Regions from separate parts of the Homo sapiens genome. Here region 1 is linked to region 2. A link is an interaction called in ENCODE POLR2A ChIA-PET data of the cell type or tissue named here. Cell type or tissue: GM12878. All regions are shown on one strand. Each heading gives the region's core, and the rest is flanking DNA. Links, peaks and the distances in the headings are about the cores only. Region 1 overlaps MICU1 (mitochondrial calcium uptake 1). Region 2 has its middle 12 kb from the start of DDIT4.

What was found. ChIA-PET counts read pairs that join two places held together with the same protein. Peaks named below come from ENCODE experiments on the same cell type or tissue, not always from the same donor. Only the 100,000 strongest peaks of a DNase experiment are listed, where the experiment ranks them.
Region 1: POLR2A ChIA-PET joins it to region 2 with 10 read pairs; 2 of 35 experiments call an interaction of 5 or more read pairs at or near these places.

Annotation. Positions count from the first base shown.
Region 1 is chr10:72,559,724-72,564,723 of GRCh38, forward strand. MICU1 (mitochondrial calcium uptake 1) reads right to left here. Exons shown (of 12, transcript NM_001195518.2): 3 at 3,172-3,340. It also overlaps the pseudogene COX7CP4. Among named protein-coding and RNA genes, the nearest start is that of MICU1, 64 kb to the right of the region's middle. RefSeq lists a silencer at 2,233-2,342. In GM12878, for the core only: no CTCF peak of the experiment used is centred there; DNase peaks (open chromatin) are centred at 2,268 and 3,838; H3K27ac peaks cover 252 bases.
Region 2 is chr10:72,282,398-72,288,879 of GRCh38, forward strand. No RefSeq gene overlaps it. Among named protein-coding and RNA genes, the nearest start is that of DDIT4, 12 kb to the left of the region's middle. RefSeq lists an enhancer at 4,122-4,622. In GM12878, for the core only: no CTCF peak of the experiment used is centred there; a DNase peak (open chromatin) is centred at 3,051; H3K4me3 peaks cover 438 bases; H3K27ac peaks cover 1,281 bases.

The DNA.
Region 1 (5,000 bases), core at 1-5,000, 280 kb after region 2:
AATGTGAAGGACAACATGTAGAGCAAGGGACCCCAGCCCTGGGCCGTGGACTGGTACTGGTCCGGGGCCTGTTAGGAACCAGGCTGCATAGCAGGAGGTAAGCAGCAGTGGAACATGACCGACTAAGCTCTGCCTCCTGTCAGATCTGCGGCAACATTAGATTCTCATAGGAGCATGAACCCGATTGTGAACTGCACATGCAAGGGATTTAGGTTGTGTGCGTTATGAGAATCTAATGCCTGATGATCTGCGGTGGAACGGTTTCTCCTCAAACCATCCCCTCCCACTCTGGTCTGCAGGAAAACTGTCTTCCACAAAACCAGTCCCTGGTGCCAAAAAGGTTGGGGACTGCTGATGTAGACATCACAGGACCAGACCAGAGGGAAAAAAATGAATGGGAAAGTAGCAAGAGAAAAATACATGATCAAAATGGAGAAGAAAAAGGGGATTAAAAAATGCAGTTTAAGGAGGACTTGGTGTGGTGCTGCCATCTCTCCTGCCTTCAGTCTATGCACCTCTCACTGAACTTCCAATAGCACCATGTTGGAACAGGGCATCCAGAGGTTCACAACCTCTGTGGTCTACAGGAGGCATGAGGCACTATAAAGAGGGCTAAGGGAAGAACATGCTATTTTCAGTAGAAAATAAGTGGTGGTTACTAATTATAATGACTTTGCACTTTGGATCTGGATTTTATGCACATTTCTTTATAGTAAGACACCAACTGCTTAAGAAACAAGGATGTTTAATTCATCCATGAAACAGATATGAAGAGCATTTTAAGAGGTGCAATCTCTGAAAAATAAATCAAACCCTTGAATTTACATAGGATAATAGATATGTTTTAAATAAACTTATGACATAAGCCAGGCACAGTGGCTCATGCCTATAATCCCAACACTTTGGGAGGCCAAGGTGGGCGGATCACCTGAGCTCAGGAGTTCGAGACCAGTCTGGCTAACATGGTGAAACCCCGTTTCTACTGAAAATGCAAAAGTTAGCCAGACATGGTGGCAGGCATCTGTAATTCCAGCTACTCAGGAGGCTGAGGCATGAGAATCGTTTGAATCCAGGAGGCAGAGGTTGCAGTGAGCCTAGATCACACCACTACACTCCAGCCTGGGCGACAGACCGAGACTCCATCTCAAAACAAACAAACAAAACACAAAACTTATGGCATAAAAATGTGGTTTATTATTTCTTAAATTATAGATAAATTCTTAACATGTCTATATAGATTATGTAAAAGAATGAATATACAAAGAATGACTGAAAAAAACAGAATGAAGACAGAATAAGTGTTGAAATAGATTATTAGAGATACAGAAAGACATTAAAACAATTATCCTTGAACAGGGAAAAGATAGCTCTTCCTCTGAAACTTCAGTGAAAGAAATAAGAATTATTTCAAATACAGATTAGATAGATTTTGTAACTATAAGGGTTGGAATTTGAGTAAATCACACAGATAGCTTTAATTTTTTCTATGAAGTATGAGATATGCTCATCTGCTGAGCAGAAGGCAGGAGTAGAAAATGGAAGTAGGTTCAAAATAAATGTTTATTTGGGACATTTTAGCTGTATTTTACGAAATGGAAAGTGTGACTGGCCTGTAGATGAAACTGCTGGCACAGAGTAAAGTTGTGCTTTCTTTGAATTCACTCAGGGCAAAACAATAAATAAATGTATCCTGACAGAAAAACAAGGACACTTGATAATTGACTTGTGATGCATGACTTTTGTTCAATTCACCTCTATCAGAAATGGATTTGGGTATAGAGAAAACACATTTAATAATTTCATCTAGGCTGGGCATGGCGGCTCATGCCTATAAACCCAGCACTTTGGCAGGCCGAGGCAGACGGATCACCTGAAGTCAGGAGTTCGAGGCCAGCCTAGCCAACATGGTGAAACTCCATCTCTCCTACAAATACAAAAATTAGCGGGGCATGGTGGTGCATGCCTGTAATCCCAGCTATTGGGAAGCTGAGGCAGGAGAATCGCTTGAACCCAGGAAGCGGAGGTTACAGTGAGCCAAGATCATGCCATTGCACTCTAGCCTGGGCAACAGAGGGAGACTCTGTCTCCAAAAATAAAAAAATTACTTCATCTAACATATGAAACCAGACAGAAGATCCAGATTTTACAAAGAACTCTTCTTGCAAACACAAACCACAAACACACAAAACGCAGAAATAACTCAAATTATCTTGTTGCATTATTAGCTATAGTTTAGCAACTGAACGCAACTCCCTGAATTTTAACCTTGACATGCAAAATGTCTAAGAAATCCATCCTTTTCATTGTTCATCACTCATGTTTGCTGAACTCAAATACCTGATATCATAGGAACTGCTGTAGTGGAACTGAAACTTCGCTGAGGCAAAGCTACATAACAGCAGGTTGTGTTAATTACATAAAATCTTTTTTTTTTTTTTTTTTTTTTTTGAGACTCAGTCTTGCTTTGCCGCCCAGGCTGAAGTGCAGTGGCACAATCTCAGCTCACTGCAACCTCCACCTCCCGGGTTCAAGCAATTCTCCTGACTCAGCCTCCTGAGTAGCTGGGACTACAGGTGCATGCCACCATGCCAGGCTAGTTTTTGTATTTTTAGTAGAGACAGGGTTTCATCACATTGGCCAGGTTGGTCTTGAACTTCTGACCTCAGGTGATCCACCCACCTCCGCCTCCCAGAGTGCTGGGATTATAGGCATGAGCCACCATGCGGGGCCTAATTACATAAAATCTTGATAGTCATTTGAAGTTTGTGCTGTCCTCAAAGTTACTTGGTCTTCTAGAAGTTATGTTTCCAAAGAGATTTTATTCTGTCTCTACAACCCGATATCAGAAATACCACAAAGACTCAACTTAACATATATGATAACATTTAGCATCAGGAAGATCCAGAAAAAAAGAATCACCTTAGGCAGTTGAACTGAAAGAACTAAGAAAAAATATGCTAATCATGGTTATTGGTCCTAGATCCTTTTAACTACCTCCTTTAACCTCACATTCCAAGAGTACTTTTGGCTTAGAACATGATAGAAAATAGCAAAGAAGTGATAACTTGAAAGTGAAGATGAACCATCTGAAACATATGATTAAAAAGATTGAACTGCATTATTCTACTTTAAGATATACTTCTGATCAACTTATAAGACTATGTTTCATACTTTTCTGTCTCTGAATCCAGAACGTTTCTTCTTTTTCTCTTCTGGGTGAGGGGCAAGATCTGCAGTCTTTTTCTCATGGTTACAAACATCCCCTTCATCTTTATTCTTCCCTTTATCACCGATGTCACTTTTTAGGTTGTCTACACATGGTGGAGATTCTGCATGGGCCCTGGATATGCAAAAAAGAAATCTAGATTAATCTTGAACGTCCATCATACTAGACAAATAAGCAAACAGATACAGCTTAGCAGAGCAACAGCAATGAAATTTGTCAAATATTCTACATGAAGAAGTTCCTCAAAAAATATAAAATAGAACTTCCACATGATCTCTGGTTATATATCCCAAAGAAATGAAAGGGTCTCAAATAAATATTTGCACATCCATGTTCACAGCAGCACTATGCACAATAGCTGAAAGGTGGAAACAACTCAAAAGTCCATTGGCAGATGAATAAACAAAATGTGGTATATACAGATAATGGAATATTTTTCAGCTTTAAAAGGAAAGGAAATCCTGTCACAAGCTACAACGTGGATGAATCTTGAGGGCGTTATGCTAAGTGAAATAAACCAGTCACAAAACCACAAATATTGTATGACTTCACTTACATGAGTTACCTGGAATATTTAGATTTACAGAAACAGAAAGTAGAATGGGGGTTACCAGGGGCTGAGGGAAGGGGAAGCAAGGAAGTTGCTCTTGAATAAGTAGAGTTTCAGTTTTGCAAGATGAAAACGTTCTGGAGATCTGTTTCACAATGATGTGAATACCCTTTAAACTACTGAACTGCATATTTTAAAATGGTGAAGACATGTGACAGAAGCCCTCATCCACACGTCTTCCCATTGAAACCAGAGACGATGAGCCCTTCCAGTACAAAAACTAAATGTACTAGACTTCCAGCCATAGAGCGCCTCCTTGTTCTTCATCTCACTCCAACTCTTCCCATTCTCATTCTCCCCTTGTCCCAACTGTAACTGAAAGGGTGGAATATCAAGGTCTTTAGAAAAAAATGGTTAAGATGTAAGTTTTATGTTATGCACCTTTCACTACAATAAAAAGGAACATAAATAAAGAAGAAATAGGGGACCAAAATAATATAAGTATTTCTTTTTTAAAAAATAATATAAGTATTTCTGGTAGTTGAAGCCATTGCTGCAATGATATAATACTAAAATTAATTAAATATTACAGAACTGATGAAATACAAAAAGAAGACTTTTGCTTACAGCCATAATGGAGCAAACGATAATAGATCTGACTTCCTACCAGGGCAAAAATACAGAAAATTGAACAAAATATATCAAATGACTGCTTTCAGACACTGCACAGTATGCAACTCTCTAAGAAAATGGTGGCCTGGCCAGGCGTGGTGACTCACACCTGTAATCCCAGCACTTCGGGAGGCCGAGGTGGGTGGATCACTTGAGGTCAGGAGTTCGAGACCTGCCTAGCCAACATGGCAAAAAACCATCTCTACTAAAAATACAAAAGTTAGCCGGGTGTGGTGGTGCTTGCCTGGTCCCAGCTACTTGAGAAGCTGAGGCAGGAGAATGTCTTGAACCCAGGAGGCAGAGGTTGCAGTGAGCCGAGATTGTACCAATGTACTCCAGCCTGGGTGACAGAGTGAGACTCCATCTCAAAAAGAAAAAAAAAAAAAAAAAAAGAAAAGAAAAATGGAGGCCTATAATTGCCCAGAATTTCTGTCTGGAAACATTTTCTAGACCACAAAGAGGATCCCAAGCCAAATACAGTGATCTTGCTAAACTAAAGTGACAGAGATCAAAGTTTGGAAAACCTGAGGTGCCTGGAATTGGTGAGGCAGA
Region 2 (6,482 bases), core at 730-5,729:
CACCTTGGCCTCCCAAAGTGCTGTGATTACAGTCGTGAGCCACTGCACCGGCCAGATGCAGCCACTTTGAAAAACAGTTTGGCGACCAGGCACACTGGCTCACGCCTATAATCCCAGCACTTTGGGAGGCTGAGGCAGGTGGATTGCCTGAGGTTGGGAGTTGGAGACCAGCCTGGCCAGCATGGTGAAACCCCGTCTCTAATACAAATACAAAAATTAGCCCGGTGTGGAGGCAGGCACCTGTAATCCCAGCTACTCAGGAAGCTGAGGCAAGATAATTTCTTGAACCCGGTAGGTGGAAGTTGTAGGGAGGTGGAGATTGCAGTTAGCTGGGATCTTGCCATTGTACTCCAGCCTGGGTGACAAAGCGAGACTCCATCTCAAAAAAAAAAAAAAAAAAAAAGACAGTTTGGCAGTTCCTCAAAATGCTAACCATAGAGTTACCGTAGGACCTAGCAATTTCACTTCTAGGTATACATTCAAGATAAATGAAAATGTATGTCTATGCAAAAAAACTTGTACACAAATGTTCATAGCAGTATTATTCATAATAGCCAAAAAGTGGAAACAACCCAAATGTCCATCAACAGACAAAACAAAGTGTAGCATAGCCACACAATGGAACATTATTTGGCAATAAAAAGAAACGCAGTTCTGATACATGCTACAACATGGATGAGCTTCCAAAACATTACGCTAAATGAAAGATGCATGTCACAAAAGATGACATATTGTATGTTTCCATTTATATGAAATGTCCAGAATATGAAAATCCAGAGAGACAGAAAGTAGGTTAGTGGTTGCCTAGGGCTGGGAGTTTGAGGAAAAGAGTGGGTGACGGCTAATGGGTCTCAAGTTACTTTTTGGGGTGATGAAAATATTCTAAGACAGATTGTGGTGATGGATGCAGAAGTCTGAACATACTAAAATCCACTGAAATTTGTGATACGTAAATTATATCAATAAAGTTTTTTAAATATACATTTGTCAAAATTCATGGAATTGTACATCTAAAAAAGGGTGCATTTTGCTACATGCAAATTATACCTCAATTAAAAAAAAATTAACACTCCCAAAAAAGCATATAAAGTAAGCTCTGGGCCGGGCACAGTGGCTCATGCCTGTAATCCCAGCACTTTGGGAGGCCAAGGTGGGCGGATCACCTGAGTTCAGGAGTTTGAGACCAGCCTGACCAATACGATGAAACCCCATCTCTACTAAAAATACAAAAATTAGCCAGGCACGGTGGCATGCACCTGTAATCCCAGCTACTCGGGAGGCTGAGGCAGGAGAATTGCTTGAACCTGGGAGGCAGAGGTTGCAGTGAGCCAAGATGGGGCCATTGCACTGCAGCCTGGGCAACAAGAGTGAAACTCTGTCTCAAAAAAAAAAAAAAAAAAAAAAGCTCTGGAAGTTTAAAAAGTAAATTATAGCTCCATAATTATGGTTTCGTTTAGTGTAAATATGGTAAAATTTCACTAAGAAAAGGAAAGCAAAAAGAAGCTATGATCACTTTGGCTCAAATTTTATTTATTCTCTGTCTTGGCCAATAGAATGTCAATTTTCGTGTGCCTAGCCTTGTGTCTGGCTTATAGAAAATGCTAAAAGAACACTTGTGGAAGGTGGGAAGGATAAGAAAGACCATGATAGCTCAAGTCCAACATCTCCTGGAGAGGCCCATTTGGGCTACTTTCAAGCATTTTATTATTATTATTATTATTTTTTGAGACAGAATTTCACTCTTGTCTCCTAGGCTGGAGTGCAGTGGCATGATCTCGACTCACTGCAACCTCCGCCTCCTGGGTTCAAGTGATTCTGCTGCCTCAGCCTCCCAAGTAGCTGGGGTTACAGGCACCCGCCACCACACCAGGCTAATTTTTGTATTTTTAGTAGAGTTGGGGTTTCACCATGTTGGCCAGGCTGGTCTCAAACTCCTGACCTCAGGTGATCTGCCTTCCTCGGCCTCCCAAAGTGCTGGAATTACAGTTGTGAGCCACTGCGCCCAGCCCAAGCACTTTATTATTATTATTATTACTACTATTGTGGTAAAATACACATAATAAAAATTTTGCCATCTGACCCATTTTGAGCATATGATTTAGTAGTGTTAAGTATATTTACATCATTGTACAACCAATCTCCAGAACATTTTCCCTCTTCTACAATTGAAACTATGTACCCGTTAAACAACTTATTTCCTCCTCCCGTGGCAACCAACATTCTAATTTCTGTCTCTAGAAATTTGACTCCTCTAGGTACCTCATATAACTGGAACTATGTAGTATTGGTCTTTTTTATTTTATTTTATTTTTTATTTTTTGAGATGGAGTTTCACTCTTGTTGCCCAGGCTGGAGTGCAATGGCACAATCTTAGCTCACCGCAACCTCCGCCTCCCAGGTTCAAGCAATTCTCCTGCCTCAGCCTCCCGAGTAGCTGGGATTACAGGCGCCCGCCACCACACCCAGCTAATTTTTGTATTTTTTAGTAGAGATGAGGAGTCACCATGTTGGTCAGGCCGGTCTTGAACTCCTGATCTCAAGTGATCCGCCGGCTTCGGCCTCCCAAAGTTGCTGGGATTACAGGCATGAGCCACTGCGCCTGGCTGTGACTTTTTTTTTTTTTCTTTTTTTGAGACGGAGTCTTGCTCTGTTGCCTAGGCTGGAGTGCAGTGGCATGATCTCGGCTCACTGCAACCTCTGCCTCCCGGGTTCAAGCAATTCTACTGCCTCAGCCTCTCGAGTAGCTGAGATTACAGGCACATGCCACCATGCCCAGCTAATTTTTGTATTTTTTTAGTAGAAATGGGGTTTCACTATGTTGACCAGGCTGGTCTTGAACTCCTGACCTTGTGATCCACCCGCCTCGGCCTCCCAAAGTGCTGGGAATACAGGTGTGAGCCACCGTGCCTGGCCACTATGTAGTATTTGTCTTTTTGTGACTGACCTATTTCACTTTGCATAATATCCTTATGGTTCATGCATGTTGTAGCACGTGACAGCATTTCCTTCCTTTCTCGGTCTGCATAGTACTCTGTTGTATGCACACACCACATTTTGCTTATCCATTCATCTGTCACAGACACCTGGGTTGCTCCCATCCTTTGGCTATTGTGAAGAGTGCTGCTATGAACATGGGTGTATAGTTATCTCGCCAAGTCCCTGCTGCCACTTCTTTTAGGTGTAGACTCAGAAGTAGAATTGTTAGATCATATGGTAATTTGATTTTTCATCGTTTGAGAAACTGCCATACTATTTTCCATAACGGTTGCACCATTTTACATTCCCACCACCAGTGCACAATACTTCCAAGCACTTTCATGCCCTGTTACACCCCAGTCCCACTCCAAATACCTCAACAGGCAAGTCCTGCTGCACCCACTCCTACAAGGTGGTAAGTGGTGAGGGGCCAGATGAGAGCTCTGGATTTCTAGTATTCTAGGATGTTCTAGGAAGTCAGAGGAGAGGGTTGAGAACTGCATATTGTACCATGGGGCTGCAAGAAAGGGCAGGCTCAGGACTGGAGAGGATAAATAGCCCATATTTATGGACTCTTTCGCATCTTCAACTCACTTTACCTATCACCGACTACAAAATAGCTACTATTATTATTCCCATTTTACAGATGAGGAAATCGAGCAACATGGGGCAACAGAGAGAGCTTGGACTGGGAACGGTGAGACCTGTGGTTTTGCCTCATTTTTCCACTGACCTTGTTTCTTCATCTTTGAACTGAGGGGATGGGACTGGATGACACCTAAGAGAGATTCTATGAGGCAAAGCTCAGCTGCCAGCCGCCACTGCTGCTGTTTTCCTCCAGCCCCACCCGGTCGCCCTCCCTGGGTTCAAGCCTGGGGCGGCGCACGGGGCTCAGGGTGGGAAGAACAGAGCCTTCTTGCAGGTCACTGAGCAAATGCTTGACTGCTTTCTGGGGCATGTCCAAATCTGGAAGGAGAACGTTAAGAAGAAATTTCCACGGCCCTTCCCCCATCGGGGGATTTTCCATTCTGCCTGGGCAGACATGCCTCTCGGTTTCCCCAGAGCCAAGCACTGGCAATCCGTAGGTTTTATTGAATGGCTCAACTCAGTGCTAGGAGGAATGTTCTGGTTCTTGCCCTAGGAAAGGGGCAAGTTTGTTGAGGAGCCACAACTGATCTAGAAAGATGAAGTGGGGCTGGAGGCAGGGTGGTGCTGAATCAAGCATTCAGTCTAGAAGAGCCCCAGAGAGAGACCAGGGGAAACAGGAACGACCAGGGGCAACTTCCTAGAATAAGGGACCAGAGTTGGAGGGGCAAAGAAGGGCGGAGACTTGCTAGGCAGACAGGAGAGTGCAGAACAGACGAGGGCCGGGCGCGGTGGCTCACGTTTGTAATCCCAGCACTTTGGGAGGCTGAGGCAGGTGGATCACCTGAGGTCAGGAGTTCAAGACCAGCCTGGCCAACACGATGAAACCCTGTCTCTACTGAGAATATAAAAATTAGGCGTGGTGGCGCACACCTGTAATCCTGGCTACTTGGGAGGCTGACGCAGGAGAATCACTTGAACCCGGGAGGCAGAGGTTGCAGTGAGCCCAGATAGCATCACTGCACCCCAGCCTGGGTGACAGAGGTGACAGAGCAAGACTCCACCTCAGAAAAAAAAAAAAAAAAAAGAACAGATGAGGAAGAAAATAACGTGGACCAGCTTTACAAAGGTTGTCATGCACACAGGGACAGTGCAGTGGCCAGGAGAGAGTTGGATCCAAGAAATGGAAAGTATGGTGAAGCCGATTGCGGAATACAGAAAACAGGCAGCCGTTGCAGGGGCTGGTGCTGTGGCCTCTGCACTTGCCTGTCCCACTGCAGGGAACACTCTTCCCTCAGAGCATCCCCTGGCCAGCTACTAGAGGATCAGATTTAGCTCACTGTCCCCTGCTCCACAAGGCAGCATGCCCTGGCCACCCCTGCAAAAGCAACCATCCTCTAGCACAGCTCCGCATACATTTTCCCCCACAGCCCTTAACACCACCAGAAGTTAGCCTGTGTCTTTGTTCAGTGGCCACCTCCCTTCTACAGGATGGGAGTTCCATGAGAGCAGAGGTATTGCTGGGCTTGTTTCAAGGGCCTGGCACACAGCTAGCTCAGTCATTTTTGTTTGTTTGTTTTTATTTTTTCTTGCTCTGTCACCCAAGCTGTAGTGCAGTGGCACAAACACAGCTCACTGCAGCCTCAACCTCCCAGGCTGAAGTGATCCTCCCACTTCAGCCTCCCAAGTAGCTGGGACCACAGGCATGCACCACCACACCTAGCTAATGTTTTATTGTTCTTATTGTTATTCGTAGAGATGGGAGTCTCACTTTGTTGCCCAGGCTGGTCTCAAACTCTTGGTTTCAAGCAATCCTCTCACCTTCGCTTCCCAAAGTGTTGGGATTGCAGGTGTGAGCCACCGCATCCAGCCTCAGTAAATATTGCTGAGATTCACTGATCTGTACTTTGGAATGTCTTGGTGAAAGGAAGTCTATAATAACTATATATATATATATATTTTTTTTTTTTCTGAGCACCTACTATATGCCAGGCACTGTGCTAAGTGCCTTACAAACATTATCTCATTCATTCCTCTGAGCAACTGTATGGGAAAGGTGCCACCTGTTTTATAGGTGAGGAAACTGAGGCCAAGAGAGGTTTGTGAAGTTGCTCAAGGACACACAGAGACAGGATTCGAACCTCCACTTGTTTTTTTTGTTTGTTTTTTGAGACGGAGTCTCGCTCTGTCGCCCAGGCCGGACTGCGGACTGCAGTGGCGCAATCTCGGCTCACTGCAAGTTCCGCTTCCCGGGTTCACGCCATTGTCCTGCCTCAGCCTCCCGAGTAGCTGGGACTACAGGCGCCCGCCACCGCGCCTGGCTAATTTTTTGTATTTTTAGTAGAGATGGGGTTTCACCTTGTTAGCCAGGATGGTCTCGATCTCCTGACCTCATGATCCACCCGCCTCGGCCTCCCAAAGTGCTGGGATTACAGGCGTGAGCCACCGCGCCCGGCCTGTTTTTTTTTTTTTTTTAAGACGGAGTCTCACTTTACTGCCTAGGCTGGAGTGCAGTGGCCTGATCTTGGCTCACTGCAACCTCCACCTCCCAGGTTCAAGCAATTCTCCTGCCTCAGCCTCCCTAGTAGTTGGGACTACAGGTGCACACCACCACATCCGGCTAATTTTTTTTGTATTTTTATTAGAAATGGGGTTTCACCATATTGGCCAGGCTGGTCTTGAACTCCTGACCTAAGGTGATCTGTCCACCTCAGCTTCCCAAAGTGCTGGGATTACAGGCGTGAACCACCGTGCGCGGCGAACCTCCACATTTGACCTCCGGGCTAGCAGTGTCCAATAGAAATATAATACAGGGCTGGGTGCGGTGACTCATGCCTGTAATCCCAGAACTTTGGGAGGCCAGGGCGGGCAGATCGCTGAAGTCAGGAGTTCAAGATCAGCCTGGCCAACATGGTGAAACC